Linked DNA regions of Homo sapiens: region 1 is linked to region 2. A link is a loop called in an ENCODE intact Hi-C map of the cell type or tissue named here. Cell type or tissue: Caco-2. All regions are shown on one strand. Each heading gives the region's core, and the rest is flanking DNA. Links, peaks and the distances in the headings are about the cores only. Region 1 overlaps FREM2 (FRAS1 related extracellular matrix 2). Region 2 holds the start of FREM2 (FRAS1 related extracellular matrix 2).

The links. Peaks named below come from ENCODE experiments on the same cell type or tissue, not always from the same donor. Only the 100,000 strongest peaks of a DNase experiment are listed, where the experiment ranks them.
Region 1: a loop joins it to region 2, with 6 times the contacts of the local background. A loop is called at or near these places in 2 of 110 quality-filtered maps.

What each region holds. Positions count from the first base shown.
Region 1 is chr13:38,732,964-38,741,303 of GRCh38, forward strand. All of the region lies in intron 2 of FREM2 (FRAS1 related extracellular matrix 2), which reads left to right. Among named protein-coding and RNA genes, the nearest start is that of FREM2, 50 kb to the left of the region's middle. In Caco-2, for the core only: no CTCF peak of the experiment used is centred there; no DNase peak of the experiment used is centred there.
Region 2 is chr13:38,681,798-38,690,137 of GRCh38, forward strand. It overlaps FREM2 (FRAS1 related extracellular matrix 2), which reads left to right and starts at 5,280. Exons shown (of 24, transcript NM_207361.6): 1 at 5,280-8,340. The coding sequence starts at 5,548. It overlaps LINC00437 (long intergenic non-protein coding RNA 437), which reads right to left and starts at 4,878. Exons shown (of 3, transcript NR_126377.1): 1 at 4,642-4,878; 2 at 1,890-1,990. In Caco-2, for the core only: a CTCF peak has its summit at 4,247 (motif pointing right); DNase peaks (open chromatin) are centred at 3,144, 4,644, 5,174 and 5,684; H3K4me3 peaks cover 2,913 bases.

The sequences.
Region 1 (8,340 bases), core at 174-8,173, 51 kb after region 2:
GGTGGAAATGATACCAGAAGAGAATCTTTGACATGGATAATGTGAAGGAGGCTTTATCATGGAGGTTTGTTGTTTTTTAGTTACTTAAGGGATGGTAGCAGATGATAGTGAGAGGAAAACTGTAAACCATCTGCTAGAGACATCAAGTAAAGAGGAAGGATATTTTGCAGATCTATACTAAACTGTGGCATCTAGAGAGGTGAAGGTTTTTGAAGAGGTGGCAATGAAACTATCAGTTTCTAAGAGGCACTGAGGAGTAAGAAATAAAGAAATAGACAAGCCCCTACTCCTCATCTTGTGGGAAGTAGATAGTAGGAACAGAGGAGCCTCTGTTGACTTCGGAGCCAGTGGTTTTTTTTTTTTTCTAATGATGGTAAGATTCAATGAAGGCAAAGAAGTGAGGGATCATAGAAAAGCTCAAGTGCATAGAAGTAGAATTGAATAGCAATGAAAAGAGCACAGTGTTTCCTGAGATGATACCTCCCCTTACTATCCACCATAAACTGATATTTTCTATTGTATTCCTTTGGCTAAAATGTTGGTTGCAACTTACCCACCAGATCTCAGTAACCACTAATGGAATGTTTTAGGAAAAAACATACACTAGAGGATCTTGGTTTTTGCAATTAAAAAAAGGTTGTCAAGAAACTTTATATATATTTACAGCAAGCAGATCAAATTCCTTTCCTTTGTCTTACTGTTTATTTTATGTTATTTTATTTTATTTTGAGACAGGGTCTTGCTCTATTGCCCAGGCTGGTCTTGAGCCCCTGGCCTCAAACAATCCTCTTGCCTTGGCCTCCCAAAGTGCTAGGATTATAGTCATGAGCCTCCACATCCAACCTGTCTTACTGTTTTAAACAATTATTCAAAAACTATTGAGCTAAATACTGCTGATATTTATTTTATGGAAATATAAGCTGCCTGCATTTGACAAAATATCTTAGATAGAACTGTCTTTAATGCCCTATTAGTGATAAAAATAAATCTTCTGGCATAAGCCAGAAAAAAATAGTTCACTTAAACAAATATTTAGAAAGCCCAAATAAATAGGTGGTATAAGTTAATGAAAGGAAAGCAATTGTTTACATTATAAACTAGATCACCTTATGATTAACTGTATTCTTATTTAAGAAAAAAAGTCAAGTGGACAAACCTGGTAAAATGAACCAGTCTTAAAGAGGCTTTGATTTGCACACACACAAAAAAAAAAGAAAGAAAAGAAACAGGAAAAAACAAAAAAGCAAAGAAACATAACAAAATAACATGTGTTACCCTATCTCATTCCTCCCCCGCAAAAATCACATGTTTACTAAGATTTACATGTTCCACATACATTTTGAGCCTGGCTGGAGGCATAGGACAATATGAGAAAAGAAAAGACCCAGAGGAGTCTTTAAGAAGAAACGTATTTCTTTCTTTTTCAGCTATGAAATACTTTATATATAACTAGTTAAAAGACTTTTTCCTTAACCCTGCACCCTTTTGTGATAAATTATTACTTGTACATATTGTACAGCAGCAGTTCTCAGACTTTTGGACCTAGAACCTCTTTCTATTTTTAAAAAAATTGTTGAGGACCTCAAAGAGATTCCATTTGGGAAATATCTGCTGATATATACCATAATCTAAACTGAAGAAATTTAAAGCATTCATTCATTGATTCATTTGAATATAATAACAGCAATCCTATGACATATTAAATAACATTTTAATTAGCAGTAACTATATGTTCCTAAATGAAAATATTAGTGAGAAGAATTGCAGTGCTATACTTTTTTTTTTTTTTTTTTTTTTTTCTGAAACACAGTCTCACTCTGTTGCACAGGCTGGAGTGCAGTGGCACGATCTCAGCTCACTGCAACCTCTACCTCCCAGGTTTAACCGATTCTCCTGCCTCAACCTCCCATGTAGCTGGGACTACAGGCCTGCACCACCACGCCTGGCTAACTTTTTATATTTTTAGTCGAGATGGGGTTTCACCATATTGGCCAGGCTGGTCTCAAACTTCTGACCTTGTGATCCACCCGCCTTGGCCTCCCAAAGTGCTGGGATTACAGGCGTGAGCCACTGCGCCCAGCCAGTGCTATACATTTTTAGAAATCTCTTTAATGTTTGGCTTAATAGAGGACAGCTGGATTCTGATATCTGATTCTGCATTCGATCTGGGGTGATATGTCATTTTTGTTGATTTATATGAAGAAACCTCAGCCTCACGACACTGTCCCTTTTATGAAGAATTTTATCATCATGCTATATTTAATGATTAGAAATTGAATTTCACCCTTATATAGAAAATATTAAAATCATCCCGTTTATAGCAATCCTCATATTGCAAATTATAAATGTACCCTTTAGGTTAGAAATTATGTGATTGAGTTTAGATACATAGAAGCCTATGACAGAAACATGCACAGCCGGTAATGTCTATATTTGAAAGTGAAGTTCATTAAAGAAAGGAATTATCTGCTCTCTTTTATGGTTCTCTCTGATTATATCTGTGAAAAGGATAACTACTGCTTTGTCATTTCAGTTTCAATTTTTATTCTTAGTAAAAAAATCATTTATTGAAATAGTAATTACTTGAATTACTTTTTATCATCACAGCAGGAAATTATAGCAAGCGCTTAAAAAAAATGCATACTCAGGAACTACTTAAAAAAACGTAAATGGTTTTTGCTGAAAAGCTTAGCATACAATAATGAGGAGTCCAAAAATGTTTTTGTTACTCCTAAAACAGAGTGGCTTTTCAAGTAGGCCTAGCAGCTGAGGTTCTGTTGTCTGAAATCTGCTCCAGGCAGTGAGCATGGGAGGAGTCAGGAGTACCTGCAAGATTAGATAATAATAATGACTGTTTCCTCTGCCTCCCTATCTGAGGAGCCATCGCCACCAGTATTTCCAGGCAATTAATGTGGGAATAAGCAGGAGTTAGTTCAAATGACTCCTCACAGTCACAGAGGTGCTGTTCGTGTAAAATCTGACATCCCCATGTCTTTAGGAAAAGGAAGAGCCTTCAGTGGCAGAAGGAGGAGCATAATCTTCCAGGAGGGAGGCCTTGTGCAGAACTGAGATCCCTTAGGCTGTGCGAAAGGGCTTCAGTGTATCCTAACCGCCCCTAGACCTAGTAGCACAGTACTAGACTAGATTGCGCTGTTTATTCAGCCCAGCTTTTCTTTGCCTCAGAGGCTCACTTAATGATACAAGGTATCTCAAACCTTGAAAGATAATTTTTAACTAGAAAGTAACCTATTTGTAAGAATGATTTTTAGCAAGTGGTTCTAACTGGCATGTGTTTTCTGGCCTTAGGGAGCTACAAAATTGTTTCAAAAGGAAACAAATGGACCTAAAAACAAATGACTGGTAATTGTGGCTGAGAGGCTTACGTATGAAGGGAACTTGTTTAAAAGTGCCATGATTTTATTAACTGATAGATCATCAAAACCTCTCTGTAACCATGGAACAGGTATTGTTTTTAAAAAGCTAGAAAAAAAGTACTTATATTTCATTATAAGATTTTATGTTATTTTAACATGTGAAACCTTTTTGACGGTTTACAACAAAATGTTTCTATTTTTACACACAAATGTTTATTTAATATGGCATTTTCTTTCTATCCACTGTCAGGTATGCAGCAAGATCTTATATAGTAAGACTGTTTTGAACATGAGGATTATGGAAGAAGGAGACCCACAGTTCATGGTTAAACCTCATCTATTAGAAAAATAAAGAAAAAATTAATGGGTAGTCCTAGTTTAAATAAATACTGAAAATCATCATGTAAAGAAATTTATATTGATGCTAAAAAGTAAACATTTCCCTTTGGTGGAAATTTAAATTACCCAGCAGACAGTGTTAACTTTTAGTGAAAGATGCACAGATACATAACTCAAATGCAAACCGTTTGTTTTTTTTTTCTGCTTTCTTTTTTTTTCTTTCTGTTTTCTTCTTTAAAGCTCACTTTGAGTGGCCTTGCATTTGGCAGTCTCCCTGGCTCAAATGTTCCTACCCCCTTTCCCTACTTAAACGAATTTCTCCATGTTTGGAGACTTGGATTGAGCACATTCTCATCATGGGAACCATTACTGACTAATATGAAGCCACTTCGTGCTCCCCTACCCACCAGAATCCTGTGAGTGTATCATGTGTGGGGATTTCAGTAGTGTGTTCTGTCCTGTCTTCCCTTTGGGGACTATGTCACCTTCATTTTTGCATCTGCCACCCCTAATACAGACCCTTGAATGTGGCAAATTTTCAAGGTTTGTTGAATTGAATAAATCAATTAATGGATTTAGCTTTTGAACCATCAGGAACCGAAGAAGGTCTCTAAGCTTTTGTCATTTTAATGCTAGATGGATGGAGTGCACATGTTTTTATTATTTAGATTCTTTTAATTAAAAATAGCATCTGAGACATCCAAAGGAAAGAACAAAACAATGTTAGCATATTTCTCTCTAAAATCTATGGCAAAGCGAATGTTTGCTAGAGATTATCCACCATCCATAAAACTACTGGAAAACTTTGTTTTGATCTGTGAGGTACATACCAGTTCTAAAGTATTACTTGTCAGCTGAAACTAATAGTAAATTAAAACTAAGTGACTGTTAAGAATGTTACAAGAAAATAGGATACAGCAGTGAAGGAAACAGCCTAGATCAGTGCTCAGTATGTGATAGATGAGACCTTCATTAAATACTTATTAGAGTTGAATGGAACCCTGAGAGACTGCATCATGTATCTGGACTAATACACAGTCTGGTGTGATGTAAGTGAAGGGTTGGTGTGGAGACACCCAAGGGGAATGAGACTGGGAATGTAAGGAAATAAGTCATGAGGTTTTGGTGTGTTGTTCTAAGGTTTTAGACTTTATCCTCAAGTCAATATGGAGTTAGTTAAGGGTTTTCAAATGGAAATGGTATGATGTAAGCTGGCATTTTAGGAAGATCACTGGGGAGCTAATTGGAGATTGGATGGGGGTGAAGAGAAGAATATGAAATGGGAGGCAGATACACCAGGTAGAAAGCCATTGAAGAAAGATAAGGATGCTGTTGTGGCAAAGAAAAGAGGGTGTGAATTCCAGAGATGCTGAGGACTTTGTTGCTGATTAGGTATGGGAGTGACTGAATCACAGAAGCAGGTTTGACTCCTCATGTTCTGCTCTGGTAGCTGAAAGGAAGAAAACACTGTTTTCTACAATATGGAACACAAAAGGAGAAACAGCTTTGCAGGAAAAAATAATGAGGAGATCAGCTTTGGACATATGAAAATTTCAGGTGCTGGCGAGACATCTAGACAGACATGTGCAATGGAAACGGGATAATTGGGCTGGGAGCAGTGGCTCACACCTGTAATCTCAGTACTTTGGGAGGCCAAAGTGGGTGGATCACCTGAGGTCAGGAGTTCAAAAGCATCCTGGGCAACATGGTGAAACCCCACCTCTACTGAAAAATACAAAATTAGCCAGGCGTGGTGGCACATGCCTGTGGTCCCAGCTACTTGGGAGGCTGAGGCAGGAGAATCGCATGAACCTGGCAGGTGGAGGTTGCAGTGAGCTGAGATCATGCCACTGCACTCCAGCCTGGGCAACAGAGTGAGACTCCATCTCAAAAAAAAAAAAAAAAAAAAAAAAAAGAGAGATAGAAAAAAAAGGAAAGGGGATGATCTTGGTTTAGAGATGAGAAAAATGGTCTGGATGAGTCTACAGATTTTAGAGTGATCTATGAACCAGAGGGTGCAGGGGCATGAGATTGGATAAGTTCAGTCAGATGCAGAGTATGAGACCAGCCTATCTCTGAGCACAGAGCTCTGGAGGCCAACAATAACAAAGGGATTCCTTGAGAAAGAGAAGCCCATGAAGGAAATGGAAATGAGACATTCAGAAAGCCCAGAATAAAACCAAAAGTGTAGTGTCACACTGTTAAGATAATAGATTCTGGGGTGAAACAGATGAGATTTTTAACTTTGATTCTAGAAATACTAGCTGTATTGCACTCGGCAAGGTAACTAACTTTCCTAATGCCTAGTTTCCTGATTTCAAAATAGGCATGATAACAGTATCTATCTCAGAATATTCATGTGGGGAGTAAGTAGTATCATATATACAGAATGCTTGGCAATGTCCAGTCCACAGTAAGTACACAATAATTGCTGTTGGTGGAGGGAGTATCAGTAGAAACAGAAATGGTAGAGTAGTAGTAGCAATCATTGTCATAATCATCATCATCATCACTATTTTGTTAAGAAAGTTTTAAAATGATTGAATGTAATTTTAAAAACAGGAAAATATTGGAAAAAGATAAAGGAAGACAAGCGCCTGAAACTGCTCCATGGATTTAATAACTTACATTTGTTTGGTGGCCTTGATAAACACAATTTTAATGGGACAGGGAGACCTACTGGCATACCAATAAAGTGTAAAGGAACCAGGAGTGATTATGTAGAATCCTCTTTTGACTTTTATGGGAAGGAGAAAAATATAGCAACAGTTCAGCATAGCATTCTCAGCATGTTCCTGCCCCATTCCAACATGGCTCTTCATGAAACCAAATCATTACACCTATGGTTGGCTTCCTTTGTCCATACTGTTCTTCCTAGAAAGTATGAGCTCACCCTGATCATCCTTCTCTCTAAGACTCAACCAAACTCCCAAATTTTCCAGGAAGTCTCCTCTCAACTCTTCCTTTTTCACTGGCTCTTTCGTGGTCACTACATACACCTGCGGCACCCTCACATCACCCAGGACGGAGAGCCTTAAAACTAGTCATCTACTTCCCAGAGAGATTCTACACGGTGGTTCTAAGAGCAGGGATTCCTTTCCAGTATTGTTTGGTTATATAGTGCATGATTGGAATTTGTTTTACTGATAATGATAAAGTAGTTGGAACACATGGCATAATTTAAAGTTGCTTTTTTCATTAACTTAGCACATGTGATACTGATATCAAAACCTCACATTTACATACATAGCTAAGGCATGAGAGCCTTCAGAGAACAGCACTGCCTACTGATGCTAGCAAAATAATTATCCTTCAGTTTAGAGTGGCTTGCATTTAAGTTTCTTTACAATAAATACAACCATTTGAAATTGTATAACCATTCAAAGCCAAAAATTTCATATTTTACAAGAACTTTTCATGTGTTTTATAAGTTCTAAAGAAACTTTGAGTTATGAATCATCATAATCTATTTTAGGATATTCTCAATATGTTTTTATATTAAATAAACAAGTAATTGTAATGTAAGTGGTAGAATAAGTTTGCTCAAATACTTAGGCTGTGGAGAAAAAGTTATTTAATAAAACATTTCATTTTATACTGTATTTTCATGTTCGAGAGATATGTTACTTCAGTTTATAAACATTAAAGACTTGTAATGAGGGAAAAAATAAGAAAGTGATAGTAAACTGAGATTTTTGAACATGCACATCTTCAAACAGTTCTTTAGCAATGTGTACACTATTAGGAGGTCTAGCTTCTGAAATGAAGTTTAACGTACATCAATTGTTGAGATGATTAATTGGAGCTAGTAGATGAATTTAATGATCATGTTGCTCTCTCTCTTATATTCTCCATTGGAAGAACAAAAGAGACAAAGGAAATTATTTGCAATCATTATTCCTCATAAGAAAAGAAATAAATCATTCTGTATTCTGTTCTCTGATTTCATTATAGCACCTGTCATGACGAAAAATTTACTACAGTGCTATTGGCCCTGTGGGCATCAATTAATGTTGATCATAATTAAAATTTTAATTGCAAATAGAAACACAGTGTATGTTATCACTTTAAAAAGTAATTGTGTTCTTGTATATTAAGGTTGTAGGAAACTTTTATTCATAACATTGATTTGGAAGCTTGCCCTTTTATTAGTGGTTACTGTTAGAAGAAGATAAGAATCAGGACTTGCTCACTACTCTTGACTCCTTTTCTTCACATATAATGATGAGGAAGATAGTTTTTTCTTGAAAGCAAAGAATAAGTTTGACTATTCAACAATGCAACTCTCTGTGTTTGTGCAGATCACAGACCCACACACAAACGTCCATAGTAATATTAGAGTATGTGTTCTTTTGCTTTATACTCATTGATTTTAAATCCTTACCCTATAAGGTATTTATCACCATGTTACAATGTAGGAAACTAAGGCACAAAGAATAAATATCTCACATCAGACAGAGTAATTGGCAGAGTTGGAATTCAAACCCTGCAAAACACGTGTTTCTTCCACTAAAACACACTGCCTCTTAGGCCAATATGACCACAAGAGGCAAGTGTGGTTCATGCATGCCTGGTTCAGCACTAGAAGGGGTCAGTCAGGGAACCAGTGTTAGACATTCAGAAATAT
Region 2 (8,340 bases), core at 45-8,044:
TTGGAATCAGGAATCTCTCATTCTTTTCAGCTTGATTCCCAGGTCTTAACCTCCTTGTCTCTGTTTCCTCTAATATGAAATGAGGAAGCATTACATGGTCTGTAAGGCTGACTGATTCCCAAGGACAGACAGGGATAATGTTACAGAAGAAAAAAAAGAGCAGAGTGAACCAACAATTAAGGGTAAAAACATGTGAGATGAGGAAAGGTCTAGAAGCAAGACAGTTGGTGTGTTCACAAAAAAATCTGTAGTTTAGTATGGAAAGTAAAGATGAAGAGAATGAGTTTCATTCAATAAGCAATGAGAGGTTATAATTCAAAGAAACTTGGATGTAAAATAATGGTGAACTGAGCTAGGATAATGACAGACAGTAGTGGAAAGAGAAGACAGTTGTAAGATACACTGTGGAAACAGATTTTCCCCAACTTGATGGACTGGAGAGAGAGATAGGAGTTGTGGTCAAGGTAACTTGTGACGTTACCTTATAGAAGGTTCATGAGTCAGTTTGATGAAAAAGTTGAAGAAGCAGATGTACATGATTCACAGGATTCTGAAAGACACAGATGTGTGCAAAGATTGCGGGGCTATCTTAGTTAAGGGAGAATGCTATTCTACAGATGAGAAAAATTAAGCATAATTGTAATCAAAGATGGAGCAACTAGAAAGACTGGAAATACAGATAAATGAAAACTAATAACCAATAGATATAATTGATAGGTATATTATCATTTATGATAATGAAACATTCTAATCTTTCATTTAAATTATAAGAAATAAATCTAAAAAATACACAGAGAGAGAGAGAGAAAAGAGAGAAAGGTGTTTGAAAAAAATGATCCTTTCTCTTCATTTCCACTTTGCATATATACCTATACATAAACACATATTTCATTTTATATTTGTATATAAATGACCTCCTCCTCAATTACACATTTTTAGAGATGTGTAATTGAGCAAATGGAAAGGCCAGTTTCAAAACAGGTTTTCTGGCTTCTAGTCCAGTGCTCTTTCTTCTTCCCCACATAGACTCCCATCTGAACATAGCTTTGTCTGGAAAGTCTGGGCGCTTGTGAAGCCATATGTTACTCAATAATAAATCCATCTTGAAAATTCGCCTATCCTTATGATGAGTTTAATTAAGTTTTGCATTTCTAGACTTTTATTTCAATTTTATTTTTTATTTAAAAATAGTTACTTAGAGATGTTGTATTTAAGCTGTCCACGTCAATTAATACAAATGTTGTTCTGTATATTTTACAGCAAGCAAATGGAAAGGCCAGTTTCAAAACAGGTTTTCTGGCTTCTAGTCCAGTGCTCTTTCTTCTTCCCCACATAGACTCCCATCTGAACATAGCTTTGTCTGGAAAGTCTGGGCGCTTGTGAAGCCATATGTTACTCAATAATAAATCCATCTTGAAAATTCGCCTATCCTTATGATGAGTTTAATTAAGTTTTGCATTTCTAGACTTTTATTTCAATTTTATTTTTTATTTAAAAATAGTTACTTAGAGATGTTGTATTTAAGCTGTCCACGTCAATTAATACAAATGTTGTTCTGTATATTTTAGGCAGAAACAATTGAGCCGTTCGCAAGGGGCATGAATTTGAGTTCTACATTTTCTGACCTAGTAGCAGTGATACATTTTTGATTAGTAGTGTTTCTGGCAAGAATGAGACCTATAGCCAATGGCCAAGGGACATGAGGAAGCAAAATAGCAGGTCGTCCATAAATTTGGTCTTATGCCACAAGCTTATTAAAACCAAAAGGGAATTTGTCCACAAAGACTGACTCTCTTGTTTTACAGTTGAGAAGACTATAGTTGCAAAACATAAAGAGGATTGCTGTAAGTCATAATTTAGTGGATGTCAAAACCGCTACTGGAACCCACCTCTTGGTTAATGAGTCCGTAGCTGTTTGTCCTCACCCCTCAGTGCTGCTCTGAAATCGATGAAGTTTTGTGTTTATGGTCAAACCATGGTTTTGATGCCACTGAAGAATAAGCATTTGTTGAGAATGAATAAAGATGTTTCACAAGAAACTTCAATAATTCATCTGTAAGTATTTTAAAAGTGTCTATAAGGCAATCTTCTCTATTGGAATCTTATGACCCGGTGGAGAAGCATAAGGAAAATGAAATAAACTATATAATGAAAACTATAATTCTCAAAATTTAACTAGATGTATTTTTAGTTCCAGTCTGACCTCCAGTCCTAGACCTACTAGGTATTAGGTATTTCCTACTAATAGGTAGTAGTTAGGTAATAGTTAGGTAGACCTACTAGGTACTAGGTATTAGGTATTAGGTATTTCCACCTAAATACCTTGCCTGAATCATAAATTAATTACATTGCTTCCTTTATTTTAGAAAACAAGTTCTCTAGTGCTTAATCTTAGTCTGTGAGTTTTAGCAATCAATAATTTTAACTCTAAGTTGATATGAGACAACACTTTGGTATGACTTTAAAGTAGCAAACAAATTTAAGAATGTATTTTAAGGAATATTTTGCCCATGGTATGTATAGGAAGCGTTATAAGGCTTAAGGAAGTAAGAAGTGAAGTGTTAAGCTCGAATTTTGTAAAAAAAAAAAAAAAAAAAAAATCACATTTGCTAACTTATTCTTCATGAAATTGAGTGATATTGAGAACGCTGACTGTAAAATAATAATTTTCTTGCTATTTTAGCATTCATATCTTTTAACACTGAACTAGGAGCCTAAACAGAGATGATCTTCATCAATAATATTTGCTCTCAAATAAAAATTTGACATCTCATTGTTTTGTCAATGATCATCAATGTAAAATATATTTAGCCAAATGATAGTTTGAGTTACCTTCTATTTGATTTACAAGACAAATAACTAAGACATTTACCAAAAAATAATAATAATCTCTAAAAATCATTCTATCACTTCGATCAAGGCAGACAAAATTAAAAAGTCAAAAAGATTATAGTTTATTGATTTCCTTAGGCTATGTAAAAATAAATGTGGTCCTGTATTTTTCTTACCATGAAACAAAATATTGAACTCTGCCCTTGAGGCATACTACCATACTTCAAATGCTGATCTTATCATTGCTTGCAAGTCAAACAGAGTTGGACTTTAAAAGGAGGAAAGGAAAACCCTGGAGCCACTAAGAAGCATCAAGGGTCAAGCTGTTAGTCTGGTTCTGCTCAGAATTTACCCAGGGTCACAATGCCTGGATAAGGCCACTTTGCTTCCAGATGACATTTTTCAATACAAACACACAACCAGAATTTGAAATTTACTATAAAAAGAGCCATATTCTGAAATTGGTTTTCTAGTTTACTTGGCATCTTATTTGTTTTAATTTGGAACAGGAAATAGCAGAATTTCCCCCCATGTTCCGCATTTTGAATTCTGTATGCGATAATAAATAATCATATAAATTATAAAATAATAATGACAAAGCAAATAGGAAATTGGTAAAGAGTTAGATGGGGGATTTTCTAATGTATTTAAAGTAAGGGCCACATCCCTTCTATGCTCCTGGATGCCCATTTTGTAATAAATTGTGAAATGTATCCATCAGTTTCTAAGTTGTAGTTAAAAGCTCCTCAAACAATGCACAGCACACAGAATAATCTTAATTAATATTTAATTAACTAAATGTTACTTGTTTGCGTGCTTGCACACTTGCTTGGATGAGTGACTCCTTTAAATTGATCTCTTGCTTCTTTTTGAAAGATTTTAGAACTTCCTGTCTATGATTCCTGGAAACGGACACCACTCAGTAGGTTTCATGGAAAGGAATCTGGCATCTCCCAGCCATACTTATGTACAGAGTTTGTGCTGCAGCCTGGAAAATAGCTGTAACTGTGTCAAGCAAGGATCAAAATCCTGGTCTGGAGGAGCTCAAGCTGAAAACACAAAGGCTTAAAAGGATAGGCACTTCTTACTGAAATTACTCCCATAGGCACCTTCTAGCTTCAATTTAGACTGAAATGTAAAAAGACATTAACAATTTCTTATATTTCCCTCTTTTCCAAATTCAAAATCCCTTGGAGCAGGAAAAGGGCAATTATGGCTAATTATGACTATTACTCCAATTCTATGCTCCTGTTAGCAATCAGATTTGCATTACTGGAGAAAAAAAATATTATCCTAAATAAAACATTCTGACTATGATTGCTTAGGAGCCAATCCGAAAATGATTAAGTTTAAATTACAAGGGATCTTTTTTGAGGGGGGGAGGAGAGTTGATAAAAAAACCTTTTAGAAAGGGAATCTACACACTACTAAAACCAAACAAACACAAGGGGGCAGGAAGAGCTCAAGCTCTGACTTCAAAACCTGTTGGCTGAAATGAGAGCTAAACTATTTTAGTGTGCCCTCCGGATATTTATCAATTTTCGTGGCATGCAAAGAAATGTGATGCTGACAAGTAGATTTAGTTTGTGCTTGGTCTAATTACTGCGAAGAGAACAGGAACGTCTCTAATGACAGCTACCCTAACAGAGTCGGATTTGGGAGCGCCTGGGGCCACATTCCCTAGAATTTATTCTTTGGTGCAAGACTAGCAATTCTGATCAGACTGCATTTCTCACGCATTCCAAATGCCCTTTTTCCCTTTTACTCTGTGAACCTCGGTTGCAAAGGAGGGGCTTGTTAAAAACTCACCAATCGGAGGACTGTGCCCATTGTAATTCACGAGGAGAAGGCAGCGTCTGGGCGCGCCGAAGGGGGCTGGGCTGGAGTGCAACCTGCTCTAGCTATGGCTTTTAATTCCAGCTGTCCTTTTGCAAATATGCCCCAGAATTTCTTCTCAAACGCTCTGGGTTTCGCTTCAAACTCAAAAAGCATTGCGTCTAACTTTCCCCTGGGTTTGCAAGTTTCCTTGGGAAATGGCCATGCCCTGCGCGGGATTTCATTGACTAGGGCGGAGGGGTGGGGGTGGCTAAAATGGGTAACCCTCGGTCGCCGGCAGATGAAGTGAACCCAGCACAGCAGTGTGTTCCGGCTCCTCTGCAGGAGTACCAGATCTATTAATAGCAGCCCAGAGAGTAGCGCAAGCAGGGGTGGGCAACTCCTGGCCACTTCTTCCCTCACTTCCAGGACAACCTGTTGCGCCTCTATCTCCTCCCCTCCCCGCAGTTTCCCCGCCTTGGCCTCTAAGAGCTGATTGGCAGAAATTACTACCCAACCCTCAGCTCCGCACCTCCTCCCCCGACCAACGATTGGCCACCTGGGAGGACTGGAGTAAGGGGTGCGAGCGGAGGGATTTCCCTCAAAGCCCAGGGTCCGGGGACCTGGAAAGTAGAAGTGGAGGGATTCAATTCTCCGCGCGATTGAGGCGCTAGCGGCGGAGCTGGACGGCCTGGGAAGGCTTCGGCTCCTCGGCTGCGGCTCCAGCCCGGACGGCGCCGCGCAACTTTGCCATCCTTCTGGCCCAGCCCCGGCTACAGGAGGACCCCGCGGGCAACGCGCGGAGTTCCTGGCACTTCCCGGCGGTGTCTCTTGTTGTCTGCCCGGGGACCGACTTCGCATGCTCTCAGGCTGACCTGTCCAAGCCCGAACACCGGGACCATGCACTCAGCCGGGACTCCCGGGTTATCCTCGCGCCGGACAGGCAACTCCACCAGCTTTCAACCAGGACCGCCACCGCCGCCCCGGCTGCTGCTGCTGCTGCTGCTTCTCCTGTCACTGGTAAGCCGCGTCCCGGCACAGCCCGCTGCCTTCGGCAGGGCGTTGCTGTCCCCTGGTCTCGCGGGGGCTGCAGGGGTCCCTGCTGAGGAGGCCATAGTGCTGGCGAACCGCGGACTCCGGGTGCCTTTCGGCCGTGAAGTCTGGCTGGATCCCCTGCATGACCTGGTGTTGCAGGTGCAGCCCGGGGACCGCTGCGCGGTTTCGGTACTAGACAACGACGCACTGGCCCAGCGACCGGGCCGCCTGAGTCCCAAGCGCTTCCCGTGCGACTTTGGCCCTGGCGAGGTGCGCTACTCTCACCTGGGCGCGCGCAGCCCGTCTCGGGACCGCGTCCGGCTGCAGCTGCGCTATGACGCGCCCGGAGGGGCAGTAGTGCTACCACTGGTACTGGAGGTGGAGGTGGTCTTCACCCAGCTGGAGGTTGTGACTCGGAACTTGCCTCTGGTCGTGGAAGAGCTGCTGGGGACCAGCAATGCCCTGGACGCGCGGAGCCTGGAGTTCGCCTTCCAGCCCGAGACAGAGGAGTGCCGCGTGGGCATCCTGTCCGGCTTGGGCGCGCTGCCTCGCTATGGAGAACTCCTCCACTACCCGCAGGTCCCTGGAGGAGCCAGAGAGGGAGGCGCCCCGGAGACTCTCCTGATGGACTGCAAAGCTTTCCAGGAACTAGGCGTGCGCTATCGCCACACAGCCGCCAGTCGCTCACCAAACAGGGACTGGATACCCATGGTGGTGGAGCTGCGTTCACGAGGGGCTCCTGTGGGCAGCCCTGCTTTGAAACGCGAGCACTTCCAGGTTCTGGTGAGGATCCGAGGAGGGGCCGAGAACACTGCACCCAAGCCCAGTTTCGTGGCCATGATGATGATGGAGGTGGACCAGTTTGTACTGACGGCCCTGACCCCAGACATGCTGGCAGCCGAGGATGCTGAGTCTCCCTCTGACCTGTTGATCTTCAACCTTACTTCTCCATTCCAGCCTGGCCAGGGCTACTTGGTGAGCACCGATGATCGCAGCCTGCCCCTTTCCTCCTTCACTCAGAGGGATCTGCGGCTCCTGAAGATTGCCTACCAGCCCCCTTCTGAAGACTCTGACCAGGAGCGCCTCTTTGAACTGGAATTGGAGGTAGTGGATCTAGAAGGAGCAGCTTCAGACCCTTTTGCCTTCATGGTAGTGGTGAAGCCCATGAACACAATGGCTCCGGTGGTCACCCGGAATACCGGTCTTATTCTCTATGAGGGTCAGTCTCGGCCCCTCACAGGCCCTGCAGGCAGTGGTCCGCAAAACTTGGTCATCAGCGATGAGGATGACCTAGAAGCAGTGCGGCTAGAGGTGGTGGCTGGGCTCCGGCATGGTCACCTTGTCATTCTGGGTGCTTCCAGTGGCAGCTCTGCTCCCAAGAGCTTTACAGTGGCTGAGCTGGCAGCCGGCCAGGTGGTCTACCAGCATGATGACAGAGACGGCTCGCTGAGCGACAACCTGGTGCTTCGCATGGTGGATGGAGGAGGCAGGCACCAGGTACAGTTTCTGTTCCCCATCACCTTAGTGCCTGTGGATGACCAGCCACCTGTTCTCAATGCCAACACGGGGCTGACACTGGCAGAGGGTGAAACAGTGCCCATCCTGCCCCTTTCCCTGAGTGCAACTGACATGGATTCAGATGATTCTCTGCTGCTTTTTGTGCTGGAGTCACCCTTCTTAACTACGGGGCATCTGCTTCTCCGCCAAACTCACCCTCCCCATGAGAAGCAGGAACTTCTCAGAGGCCTTTGGAGGAAGGAGGGGGCATTTTATGAGCGAACAGTGACAGAGTGGCAGCAGCAGGACATAACAGAGGGCAGGCTGTTCTATAGACACTCTGGGCCCCATAGTCCTGGGCCAGTCACAGACCAGTTCACATTTAGAGTCCAGGATAACCATGACCCTCCTAATCAGTCCGGGCTACAGCGGTTTGTGATTCGTATCCATCCTGTGGATCGCCTCCCTCCGGAGCTGGGCAGTGGCTGTCCCCTTCGTATGGTGGTACAGGAATCCCAGCTCACACCACTGAGGAAGAAGTGGCTGCGCTACACTGACCTGGACACAGATGACCGAGAACTACGTTACACAGTGACTCAGCCCCCCACAGACACAGACGAAAATCACCTGCCAGCCCCACTGGGTACCTTGGTCTTGACTGACAACCCCTCAGTCGTGGTGACCCATTTTACCCAAGCCCAGATCAACCATCATAAAATTGCTTACAGACCCCCGGGTCAAGAACTGGGCGTGGCTACTCGAGTGGCCCAGTTCCAGTTCCAGGTGGAAGACCGAGCTGGGAATGTGGCTCCAGGTACCTTTACCCTTTACTTGCATCCCGTGGACAACCAGCCACCTGAGATCCTCAACACCGGCTTCACTATTCAGGAGAAGGGTCACCACATCCTGAGTGAGACAGAGTTGCACGTGAATGATGTAGACACTGATGTTGCCCATATCTCTTTCACTCTCACTCAGGCACCCAAACATGGCCACATGAGAGTGTCTGGACAGATCCTGCATGTAGGGGGTCTCTTCCACTTGGAGGACATAAAACAGGGCCGAGTTTCCTATGCCCATAATGGGGACAAGTCCCTGACTGATAGCTGCTCCTTGGAAGTCAGTGACAGACATCATGTGGTGCCCATCACTCTCAGAGTA